Linked DNA regions of Mus musculus: region 2 is linked to region 1. The links are chromatin contacts, found by POLR2A ChIA-PET in ENCODE. All regions are on one chromosome and are shown on one strand. The core of a region is the stretch at or near the end of the contact, and the rest is flanking DNA. Distances in the headings are between cores, read along the strand shown.

Region 1 (5,620 bases), core at 387-2,886:
ATCAAGAGTGTGCGGACCAACAGGCTACTAAAATAAAAACCAGCATTACCTTAGCAATCAAACGGGGCATCTTGTAGCGATAGAACTGGTCTGACACGCTGCGGTTGACGTTGACAGACATTTTGGCTTATTAGTGACTTTATCAATAAGATGAAGAGATCTTTGATTGCAACTTTTTGGTATCTTCTGTCTGGAGAAGAAGGGATGACATAAACGACTGCAAGAGTTCTCGGTCTCTGACATGAAAAAATTTTCGCCACTGAGGCTGTAAGCTTCTTGCTTGTATGCTATGTTTCCCCAATACAGGTACCAATGGCTGCGCAACAGCTCTGAAAGAGAAAAGGAGAAAACACACAACAACCCTACAGGTTTAGCATCACTCCTCCCCGGGACAACTTCCCGTCCCCGAGTCCCTCACACAACTAACACTCCGAGCTCTAACAGCCCGAGTCCTTGTGAGAAAACAGCTGACATCCCCATGTAACAAAGCACAACTCCAGGAACCCAGGAGGCCACCATTTTGACACGGGTTGTGACTGGCAGGGAAACTGCTCGAAACGAGGAGGACAACACGGAACACAAACCCTGCTCCCTCAGCCGCCGGGAGATTGTCACATCAAAGGCCACCGGCGAGTCATGGGTTGCCCCGGCCGAGCGACAGCGTTGTAACTGCCGAAAAGGGGATCCGGGCCCTTTCTCTCCCTCACTTCAGGCCCGGGGGCCACCAACTTCGCCGATGGCGCCTCCCCCGGCTGCCATCGTGGTAAAACGGGAAACGTCGAGCCGGACCTGCCAACCGCCGAGGGGCGGCTTCGGCGACTCCGGGGGCTTCAGGGCGGCAAGTCCAGGCTGGGAGCCATTGGCTCCGTCGGAGCACGAGGACCACGGCCGAAGCCGCGCCCGGGCTCCCTCCCCTCGCTCCCTCGGCGCACGGCCGACCTTCGCCCTCGTCCCCATGGCTACGCGACGGTCGCAGCCCGTCGCCCGGCCTCCCCCTTCCGGCGGCCGGCGGGGCAGAGGTGCGGCCTCCCTGAGTCACAAACGCGCCCCGGGCCTGACTCAGCCACGGCGCGCGCGCGGGCGCGCTCCCGCACGGCCCGGCCCCCCCCAAACTGCGCCACACGCGCGGCGGGTCACGCGGCCGCGCCGCCATCTTGCCGCCGCCATGGCCCGCCGCCCGCGACTCACCGTTTTCGTCAAATAAAGACATAAACCCAACGCGGCTCGCCCGGGACTGGGAGGAAGAGGCGCTGGAAACCGGGTCCGGAGCGGCGGGGCCGGCGGCGAGCGGAGGGGCGGCTGGGCAGGTGCCGCCGCCGAGCAGCGGGAGGGACTGTCCCAGCGACGTCCGCGTCCACACCAGCAGCGCCGAGCCTGGCGACCTGGCGGGGACAAGGCAGTGAGCGGCGGGCGGCGCCTGCCCCCGCCGGCGGCCCGCGGGGTGGAGGGGCGGGAGCGCAGGGCAGGGGCGCGGGCCACCGCCCCCCGCGGACTCACCTCTGGAATGTTCTCGCTCTGACTGAACAACGCCGCCGCCGCGCTCAAGCTACCCTCGGCCCCGGAGCCCGCCCCTTGTACCGGGCAGCCACCGCTTATTGGCCGCAGGCCCTCCCAACTTCTCTTGTCATTGGCTCGCATGCACGTCGATCTCACGCTTCTCCGCCCTCCACTTCCTGGGGCTCCACTCGTGGTCTCGGCCCGCCTCCTGCCTGTCCCAGCTTCCTTCCCTTCCCTTCCCCCCCCCAACTCCGTCCTTCCCAGAGGCCTTCGCGGTCTCGCGATAGCCCGGCTCGCTCTGAGTTTATGCGTTCAGGCACTATGGCGCCTGCCTAGTCCTCTCTCGGGGCGGGGCCGGGCCGGCTATGTCCACGGTGCTTCTCTGTGGGCCACGCGTGATCTAACTGCTCATCTGGACCGCGCCAGGAGGCTCCCGACACTGCGGCTCCCCTTGCCTCTTTCCCACCACCCTTCCTGCTGCCTGGCCCGTGCCTGTCATCCCATATGGTGCCTCTCCCTGAGCTCGGGGAGCCAAGCCGCCGCCGAGCCGAGACTCCGCGGTTGTGGCTCTGAGGTTTCCCACGATAGAAACCTTTTTTTGTGTAGCTTGGGTCCCCGCGCAACTTAGGGTGGTCTCGACCCCAGTCAGGTCCGGCTGTGCCTCGAGGTTTGGCCATCCCCCCGCCTCGGGGCTCAGTCGCCACGTAGGGCCACCCCGTCCAGCCCAGCCCGGTCTGTAAAGGCCAGGCTGGTTGGTGACTGTGACTCCCTGCAGGTGCACCCGAGGAGGCAACAGTGTTTTATTTACTAACAATTTATGTTCGGAAGAGGAGCCCGGACTTTTTCTTTCCTAGACACTCTTCCATTATTTAAAAGAAAAAAAAAACTTCTTTTTTTGGTAAAAGTTTCGACTGAGAGTTGAAATCATCCCAGAGTCCAACTAATAATATAGAAATACCTGTTCCACCTTCCCAGGGCTTCTGAGAGCAGCAGCCTGGCTTAGTCAGCAGCTGCCTGGTTTCCTGGATGGGGAGAAAGAGCAGTGTTGTGGAAGAAGGGCTGCCCTTTGTTCTACGCCAGTAGAATTTGTAACAAGGTTAAAATGGAAAGATCAATTTTATTTTGCCCAAATCCAAGGTTATTTCCCCATGACTTAAAAGCTCTGTAAAGCTAATTGACCATGTCCGTGAGGGAGACTAAAGACAAGATGCAGAACTGAAAGATTTGTGTCTCTTCTGTAGCTTTTATTTCACAGTCCATGGCTCTACAGTTTTTACGGCTCTGTGCTTATCCAGGTTCCCCCTCGTTAAAGTGGAAAGATCTCAGGCAGTGCCTCTGTGAGCCATGGATCATGACTTGGCAGTATTGGAAAAGATTGAGTTTTTGCTTGGCTGAACTCAAATGGCAATATTTTAGAAACTCTCAGAAAAGGGTGTGAAACCAGTCCGAGGTAAGAGGCTTGTCTCACAAAAGTATTTTTGGTAACACTATACAAAGTGGTCTTTTCTGTATGTTCGATGGCCTGATGTTTAACTTCATTTTAAAAGTTTGTAGGAGCCAGGGGTGCTGACACCTTTAATCCTAGCACTCCAGAGGCAGAGGCAGGCTAGCCTAGCCTATATAACAAGTTCCAGGACAGCCACAAAGGAGATGAAAATATAAAAGCTTATGCTAGTGTTGCTTTTAATTTTTAGTGCTGTTATTATGGACAACTTCTAAGAATCACTTTGATGCCCTTTCAGTATGTAGCCCAGCCTGGCCCCAAACTCATAGCTAGCTTCATGCCTCAACCTCCCTAGTAGGGGCTTACAGACAGGTACTAGCACACCCAGCTAAGTGCTTTGTAAAAAATTTTAAATTAATTTTATTTATTTACAATAAGAAGTACTCGTAATCACGCCATTTATCAGATTCTAATATCCTACAGCTTTAAGAAGACCTTGAATACTGAGGAATTTTTACACCCATTTTACAAACAAGAAAACTGAAGCCTGAGGGTAGGGGGGGGGATGAAGCTGCTTTTCCAAGGTCATTTCCTCTGTAACTTACAGAACTAGCATGTGTGCCCAATTCTCTTGGCTCTCAGAGCTTTTCTGGGTCAGCGTATGACATAGCCCTCCCTAGTAAACAGAGGAGTCTAAGTGGGCAGTTTGTATGTAAGTGACTAATAGTCTGGTAAGGGGTGTGTTAGACCTGTGCTTTACAGGTGACAACAGCCCTTTAATATCCTGTAGGCAGCTTCTGAACGCAAGCTTGTGTGACACCAAGCTTATTGCATCATTTCCCTTGCTATTTCTGTCGCCACCTCATTTGGATGTTATTTCCGTCAGCCAGGTACTTACAGTTTGTTAAGCGATGGACACTTGGTGCTTATGAAATCCTTGTCCATGGGCTGTGCATTTTGGCCCTGGATAGCTGACATGAATAGTTGCTGCAGAGGTAAATGAGGAAATTGACTGGCTGGTTGCTTAGACATTGGTGTCTCTGAGTCTCTTTAGTTTGAATTGGTCCCCTGAGTTTTAAAACCAACTCTTCCTGAACTAGAAGTATGCGTTTCTGAGCAGTCAGACATTGTGGGCACTTAGGTAGAGCCACTTTGAGGAGCCCCCTGGTGGGTCAGCTGCTCCACACCCTTTATGACATTTGGGTCTCAGCTCTGAAGGCTGCACACAGTCACTTCAATCACTGGCTCGTGCTGGAGGAGGAGCTACAGGACACGAGCATGTTTTCTTCTGGCACACCAGCCTATACCTAAGTGCGCACAGAGAAGACAAGGTGTCAGAGATGCCAGAAGGGAGTGAGCGTTATCTGGTGAGTGCAGAAGCCTTGGCTGCCTTGAGGGCTGGTGCCCTAAATCACAGCTTCTTAAACTGCGGGTTTTGCAACCGTATGGGATTGTGTAACAGCATAAAAACTATGGCAATAGTGAAAGGCATTGATCCCTAAATGACCAAAAGTGAATTCAAAATCAAATGTAGAGTGAATTTGAAGTGTTGGTATAGCATTGCCCATGCTGCCAGTGACCGGCTACACTGCCACCAAGGCTCTGAGCATGTGACATGTGCAGAGTGCCTTGCATATGCTGACATACCATGCAATGTCAACACAAGTCACCTCTGCTCAGATTAGAGGACATGGTGAGTTATGAAGGGCAGTGTTTTCACTGTAAATACAAAGTTACTGCTCTGGAAACAATGGTTTCATTCTGGCAGAGGAACATTGATCTCCATCATGTGTCAAACTAGTCTATAAAGTCCTGCTCCTTCTGGAACTGACTACCAGGCTAGGCTGGCACTCAGAGAGATTTGACTGCCGCTTTGATTTCTGAGTGCTAGGATTAAATGTGTACACAACCACACCTGTCTAGAATGCTTGCTTTCTTTATTTTTTAACTGTTATCTGGGAGCTAGTGAGATGGCTTACTAGGTAAAGGTGCTTCCGGCAAAGACTAATGACAGAAGTTTGACCCCAAGGGCTCACCTGGTAGGAGAGAGGCTGGGTGTGGTAATTTCACCACTGGGTGTATGTGGTAGGGGAAGGCAGACAGAGCTCTGTGAGTTCAAGGCCAGCCTGGTCTACAGAGCAAGTTCCAGGGCACCCAGGGCTACACAGAGAAACCTTGTCTTGAACAAAACAAAACAATCCCAAAACCTGATTGAGTTGCTTATGTTTCATAAAGCACTGTATAATGAGGTGGCCCATACCTTTAATCCCAGCACTCAGGAGGTAGAGGCAGGTGGATCTCTGAGTTTGAGGTCAGCCTGGTCTACAGATCTCATTCTAGGACAGCTAGGGCTACACAGAGAAACCCTGTCTTGAAACTCCCCTTCCTGGCCCCCCCCCCAAAAAAATTCCAAAAAACAAAACAAAACTGCTTGGTGAATATGGGCTTGGGATTAGGACAAAATTTCCAATTTTTAAAATTCTTGTAAATGTGTTTCTGCTATTTTGTACTACAAATGTATGTAAAATAGCATTCTCTCTCTCTTTTTTTTTTGTTTTTTTTTTTGTTTTTTTGTTTTTTCGAGACAGGGTTTCTCTGTATAGCTCTGGCTGTCCTGGAACTCACTTTGTAGACCAGGCTAGCCCCGAACTCAGAAATCTGCCTGCCTCTGCCTCCCAA
Region 2 (6,483 bases), core at 1,672-4,171, 88 kb after region 1:
CCCTTGATGGCCAGGATGGCGTTCAGGTGGCCTTTGCTGGCAAGGAGAGAGTACACCCTGTCAGCCCCACGGTCACAAACACTCCTGCTCACAAACACTCCTCCTCCTCGATGGCTGTCCTGACTCCAGACACGGCCACAGAACCTGCAGCCAGCTGCTCTGCCCAGTAGGTAGCCTTGCCTTCTCTGGGTCTTCTTAAGTTCAGCTAAATGTCATGTCTCTAAGTGGCTTTGCACTCTCTGGTCAGCAGCCCCTGTAATTCACTAGAACTTGGAATTTTCTCTTTCTGTCCAATCGTCTCATCATGCTTAGCCCTCAGCAGGCTGTCAGCTACAGGAAGAGGACTGGGACCTTGCTTGCCCAGTACCTCACTGCATCCTGCAGCATAGAGCAGCAGCGGGTCCAGTACTCAGAATACTAATCAAGGGCTGTCGGTGGGATCAAAGGAGAGGGATAAGTGAACAGGTGGGTAGATGAGAGAGTGCAAGGATGGATGGGTAACTGTATGGAAGGGTGCAAGGATGGACAGATGGACGGATAGATGGACAGATGGATGAATGGATGGGTAACTGCATGAAAGGATGGATGGATGGATGGATGGATGGACAGATGGATGAACAAATGGATGGACAGATGGACAGATGGATGAATGGATGGGTAACTGCATGGAAGGATGGATGGATGAATGGATGGATGGATAGATAGATAGATAGATAGATAGATAGATAGATAGATAGATGGACAGATGGATGAACAGATGGATGGACAGATGGACAGATGGATGAATGAATGGGTAACTGCATGGAAGGATGGATGGACAGATGGATGGATGGATGGATGGATGGATGGATGGATGGATGAACAAATGTATGGGTAACTGCATGAAAGGATGGATGGATGGATGGATGATAGGGTGGATGGATGGATGGACAGATGGATGAACAAATGGATGAGTAACTGCATGAAAGGATGGATGATGGACAAATAGGTTGATGTGCAGATGGACAGATGGATGAGTAATTTCATGGAAGGGCAGATGGATGGATGATGGATGGATGGATGGACAGATGGATGGATGGATGGACAGATGAATGGATGGGTGGGTAGGTAGACAGATGAATGGATAGATGGATGTGCAGATGGACAAATGGATGGATGGATGGACAGATGGATGGATGAATAGGTTGGGAGTAAGTGAGCAGAAGATGGATAGGTAACTGGAAGGATGGACAGAACAACAGAAGAGCAGATAGATGGGTAAGCAGAGGACAGATAGACATCTATACAGGGAAGTGGGTAGACAGGTAGACAGATATGTGGATGATAGGAGAGTGGGTAAGCACATAGACTAGTGGATGGACCAGTAGATAGGTGGATGGGGGCTTGTTCATGTGTGTAGGTCAATATATGCAGACAGATGAGTGAACAGGTGGAGTGGGTCAGTCACAGGTGGGCTAGGCTAAGCTAGGTCAACCCGCGTCAAGGCTAATTCAAACTGTCATATCAGAGGACCTGGCCTAGGAAGGAATACCATCCATGGTTTGCCAGGTCCTCAGACAGGACCTTAACAGGAACATGAGGGTGTAAGACCCAGTCGCCTCCAGGCTGAGTGATAAATCCTGGACTCACTTTTCTCGTTGTACAGTGCTATCACACAAGGCTCAGCACGTGAGTGGGGGAACATGCTACCTGCCCTTGTCACGACAAGTTATACTAACTTGGTCACGTTCCCTCAGCTCCCTAAGCCTCAGCTGCAAACGATGAGCAGTGCCAGCCTTCATGGGCTCTGAGAGTGCTGAATGCTTGAGCTCCTAGCACAGTGTCTGGCATGAAGTCAGCACCTGGTGTAGGTCAGATATCATAACCCCACCTCAACTGCGGAGCCTTAACAGTTGAGGGGGTCATGAGGAGACTCTAGTCCCAGCATGCTCAGGGTCATGGTGGGGACCTGGCAAACCATTTCCTCGGAGCTTCTAGTGCTTACCTGAAGTCAGGGTACCAAGTGGCGTATGTGGCCACCTCGATCTTAATGGCACTGGAATCTTGCAGGCGAATGATCTCAGCAATCATAGGGAGGGCGCGGTGCAGCCAGGTTGCAGTGGAGCCCTGAAGGAAGAGGGCTGTTTGAAGGATGATGTCCCTTTTCCCAAGGGACACTAGGAGACACTTAGAGCAGTAGATACCCAGACTTGAAGAGTCCCTGTGGGGTTGTTCAGGGCTCTCGGGGCGGGGCGTGGGGGCGGGTGGGTGGTGCTCACATTCTCAGTGCAGAACCCCTGAATGGCATCCGCGTTGGCCAGGATGTGCCTTGCCAGCTGCTGCTGCTGCTCGGCCGTCTTGAGGACCAGGCGCCGTTTGCAGAGCCTGATGATGTATTCTTTCACTAGGTGCAGGTGCACAGTCTCCATGAGCTCCTGGGCAAGCAGATGACAGAGGGAGTGAGCCACCGGCTGACACTTACCCCTAGGAGATGGCCATCTCCTCCCCGGAACCGAAGCTTCCAAGGCAGAAACCCAGCCAGTCCATAGAGGCAAAAGTGTGAGCACGGGTGTCTGCATGTCTGCGCACATGTGTGAACACATGTGGGTGTGGGGTGTAAACACTGCTAATCAGCGTGGGTGTCCAGACTTCTCCAATCCCCCAGTCCTCACCTCCCGGAAACAGTCCTGCAGCTCTGAGAATTCAGGCAGGCTGCTGCTCACAGTAGTGATGATTTCCTCCAGGGTCTCAACTGGATTTGCCCAACGGGTCTGTGTGAACTTCTTAAACAGCGGCTGGGACAGGCGAGAGGCAGGATGTCTGGTCACACCCAGAAAGGAAGGGCGGCTAAGCGCAGACACCCTCACATAGACACTCATGACCAGCAGGGTCCCAAGGGCTTTCCAGGAGCTGGCTGGCTCTCAGGTCCCTGCTCTCAGATCGGAAGCAGAGGCAGTCTGAGTGTACCCTTCTTCCAAGGTCACCCAGCTGTGGCCCAGGAGAGCCAAAATGAGCCTGTCTGCAGCCCTGAGGGCTTTTCCACTGCCTCCTTCTTAAATAAATAAATTCCTGCATAAACAAGGCCTTGTGCTTGGCTGGGCTGCACCCTGTGCCAGGGCATCCAGGGTCACCCTATGTGTGAACTTTCCTTACCCACTGGCTGCCCTTTGCACCTCCACTCCTGAGGCTGAGCAGGGACGCTCTCCTGTGTTTTCTGAGTACCTCCCCAATCCCACCCTCAAGATGGAATCTGGCTATCAAAGGTCCTGAGCTCCAGGAACTAGGAGCCAGGAATGGGGTGGAAGGGGCTCGGTCTTCCCCAGATGCTCCCAGCCCTGGGACCCTCCCAGGCCAAGGCAAAGTGAGGATGTCAGGTGGGTCAGCCAGAGAGCACTTCAGGGGGGCATCACTTGTATATCCCCAGGAACAGCGCATCTCCCTAGCTGAGCCTCTCACAGGTCTGAGGCACAGTGGTGTGTGTGTGTGTGTGTGTGTGTGTGTGTGTAGCTTCTACCACACCCCCTTCCCTGCCTCCCCTCCTGTGCCAGACTTTAAGAGGAAGGCAGGGGAGAATGGGGCTCCTGATACCTTCAGGTCCAAAAATAGGCTCTGGAGCAGGGTGTCGAAGCCATGGGCCTTGAGGTCTTTCAAAGGCTCCAGCAGGCGGTTCAGAGAATCATGAGATATCTGCCATTTCTGCTCCACGGAAGTCCTGGAGAGTGAGAGGAGGAGGTCGTGACAGCCTGCTCAGCCTGCGGTGTCCTGCACCGGTCCTTGGACTAGGCATCCTACATTAGGTCTTTGCTCTCTGGAGGCTCAGCAAGTTTCCTGTTCCCTTCGGGATCCAGTCTGAGTCTTCCCCTGGATGCCCCAGGCACATCCCCTCCTGCCCTTGGCAAATCTCCAGCTGTCCACCCTCAGCTTGTGTTCTGCTTCACGGTTTTATCATAAGGCTAAACTAATAAATAAGTCAATTGCATCCTGGTGACTCCTTCAGCACCCCACCCCTTTGCTGTGGCTGCTCCAGGCCCAGTCATTTCCTCACAGCCTCGTGACCCTTAACTCCCCCCCCCCCCCCCCCGCCCCGAGTTGCTCCACTTCCCATCTGTCCTGTCTTTCCATCAGGCAAATCTGCCCAGCACTCTCACCAGAAGAACAGGCAGTTGTTGATGTTGGCCATGATGTTGACTCTGTAATTCCTCAGGAGTTTGCTCTTCTCTAGAAACTCATCAAAGGCGCGCTGGTAGCTGACAAAACCAGAAGGGGCACCTTCAGCTGCAGTCCAAGCACCGAGACCGAGACCGTGCAAGCCACTCCCTTGGTCTGCGGGTTGCTGGGAAGGGGCCATAAGCTCCCAATGATCATATTACAAGTTGCAAAACCTGAGGAGCCAGGGTCCCACTAGGGTGCGTGAGAAAGTACTGCCGGGGTCTGCATTCCTTTCCCAGGTCCCTCCTCTTCCCCAGTCCCTCTCTACAGCTGGGAGGCCAAAGGGTGTCCTTGTAGGCCAATGGCGCTCTCAGAAGTGGGGAGGAAACCAAGTGAGTTCTGAGGGTGTCATGGGAAGGGATGGCAGGAGCCTCCATTCCTCATGGTGGCATCTCTTCTTTGAAGCTACAAACTGCTCTGCCAGGGGGCTTTGCTGACGAAGGAGGTCAGGAGGTGCCAGCTCCCTGTGGAGTCCACCCTACTGGAAGCTGCAGTTCCCTGGATTCGGACAGGGGCAGAGGACGCTGCGCTGTACTTGACGAAGGAAGGGAAGGACGGACTTAGCTTGGATTCCCCACCCTAAGTGCAAGGAGGGCCAGGGGCTCCTCAGGTGCTGTAGACACACCCACCTCCTCAGTAGTGCAGCCAGCTCCACCAGCAGCAACTGCTTTATCTGCATCCCCACGTCCGAAGTGATGTTCTCAGCCTTAGTCTGGCCTTGTGAAATGATCTGCAGGGAGCAGTGGGTGAGCATAGCATAACACCCCGCTCTGGGCTGGGCCTGGGCCGAGCATGGGAGGATGCGGGATCACAGGACCGAAGCTCTGAGGTCCTCCCATCCCCATCAAAGCTGTGGCTGTCCCTGTGCACCATGGGACTGAGGGGGACATTAGTGGTACCTGGAGAATGTCGATGGCCAGCTCACTGTGACAGTGGCCATCCAGGCTCTGGGGAGCCACATCCTGGGTCCAGCGCTGAGACTCCAGCTCTAAAGCTCGGGCCATGAGCTGCTTCACGCTGGTCTAGGGGAAAAGACACCGGTCACAGTAGCACTAAGCCTGTCTGCCAAGTTCATTCAGAAATGTGACAGGGAGCCCAGTGTCCTGTTTCTTCTCTTTCCTCCTCTCACCACCTGGCCCTCCCCGGCCCCACCCCTAACATTTGGACTCACCACCTCATTGGACAAGAACATGGCCTCCAGCAATCTGATCTGCTTTGGGGGCAGGAGGCTCCCAAGCCCGACACCTTGAAGCTCCTGTGCCAACTTCGGGCTGTTGAGAATATCACTGCGGGCAGAGGGACACCGGCGTGAGAACACAGCCCAGCAGTGGCCGGCCCTGTAGCTTAGCTCAGCCACCTCTCAGCTTCTGATCCTCCCCATCCCCCACCTCCACCCGACCCCGCGCCAGGGTGGGTTCTTCATGTAAGACCACACTCAGTTTAGTTCAAGATGAAGTCATCCTGCATCTTCTTACCCCCCTCCCCATCCACCCCTGCTTTAAACTAGTTTCCCAGACTTCTCGGGGGTTGCCCCGCACCCCCCCACCAGCCCTCTACCCTACCCCACCCCGTTCTCCCTTGCCCAGCTCACTGACGGAGCTCCCTCCTTCCCTCTGCTTCTGACCAGGCCACAAACAATGCCTTCACCCCAGAGCCAGCTTTCAAATCTGATCTTTCTGTCTACCGGGCCTCCCCTTTCACACGGATACAGCACAGCTTCTGACCCCACTGGCCCTTGCCAGCCTGTCCTTCCGCTCTTACCAGGTCAGCCTCTGCTGCTGAACAAGAAGGGCTGCCCTGGAGCAGCTCCATGGCGCTTTCTTGGTGCCTCAAAGTGGCCCAGAGTTCCCAGGGGACCTGCCCAGCCCTGGCACTTCCTAAAGGCCCTTTGTTTGCCGAGAACCTTAAGAAGGACCCTCTCTGTGCCCTTCAGCCATTGGTTGCATTGAGCCACACTTTGGTCCTCCCGGGCCTCAACATGCCTCCCTTGGACTCCATGTTCAGGCTAGCCTTAGCTTCCTGCTTTGCAGCTACACCCTAAGTCAGGAGACCCCAGAATATCACAGAAGCAGGAAGGTGATCAGGCAGGGGCATAAGTGCTTGGCACTTCCTGGTGAGTCAGGGCAAACCAGCAGGAGCTACAGCAGGGCCCAGCTATCTTTGGAAGTCCCTGCCTGTTTTCCCTGTGTCCTGCTGGCTCTTCATCTACCACCCCTGTTGTGTCCTTTCTCCACAACCCCCCCCCCCCCAGGAGGGTGGTTCAGCACCAAGCAATCTGTTCACACACTGCCCAGG

Evidence for each region. ChIA-PET counts read pairs that join two places held with the same protein, here RNA polymerase II (POLR2A).
Region 2: POLR2A ChIA-PET joins it to region 1 with 19 read pairs in Patski. The contact joins the enhancer-like site here to the promoter of Eif5 in region 1. POLR2A ChIA-PET finds 5 or more read pairs at or near these places in 2 of 5 experiments (Patski and embryonic stem cell).

The regions. Positions count from the first base shown.
Region 1 is chr12:111,534,117-111,539,736 of GRCm38, reverse strand. Eif5 (eukaryotic translation initiation factor 5) reads right to left here and starts at 1,636. Exons shown (of 12, transcript NM_173363.5): 1 at 1,498-1,636; 2 at 1,189-1,382; 3 at 50-329. The coding sequence starts at 121.
Region 2 is chr12:111,446,974-111,453,456 of GRCm38, reverse strand. Tnfaip2 (tumor necrosis factor, alpha-induced protein 2) reads right to left here. Exons shown (of 12, transcript NM_009396.2): 4 at 5,360-5,474; 5 at 5,088-5,210; 6 at 4,818-4,918; 7 at 4,128-4,226; 8 at 3,568-3,691; 9 at 2,652-2,774; 10 at 2,259-2,414; 11 at 1,985-2,106; 12 at 1-36. Among named protein-coding and RNA genes, the nearest start is that of Tnfaip2, 7.6 kb to the right of the region's middle. Within about 2 kb of position 2,921, at least 1 of the 3 ENCODE cell types and tissues checked has a DNase peak (open chromatin) inside an H3K27ac peak, as active enhancers do.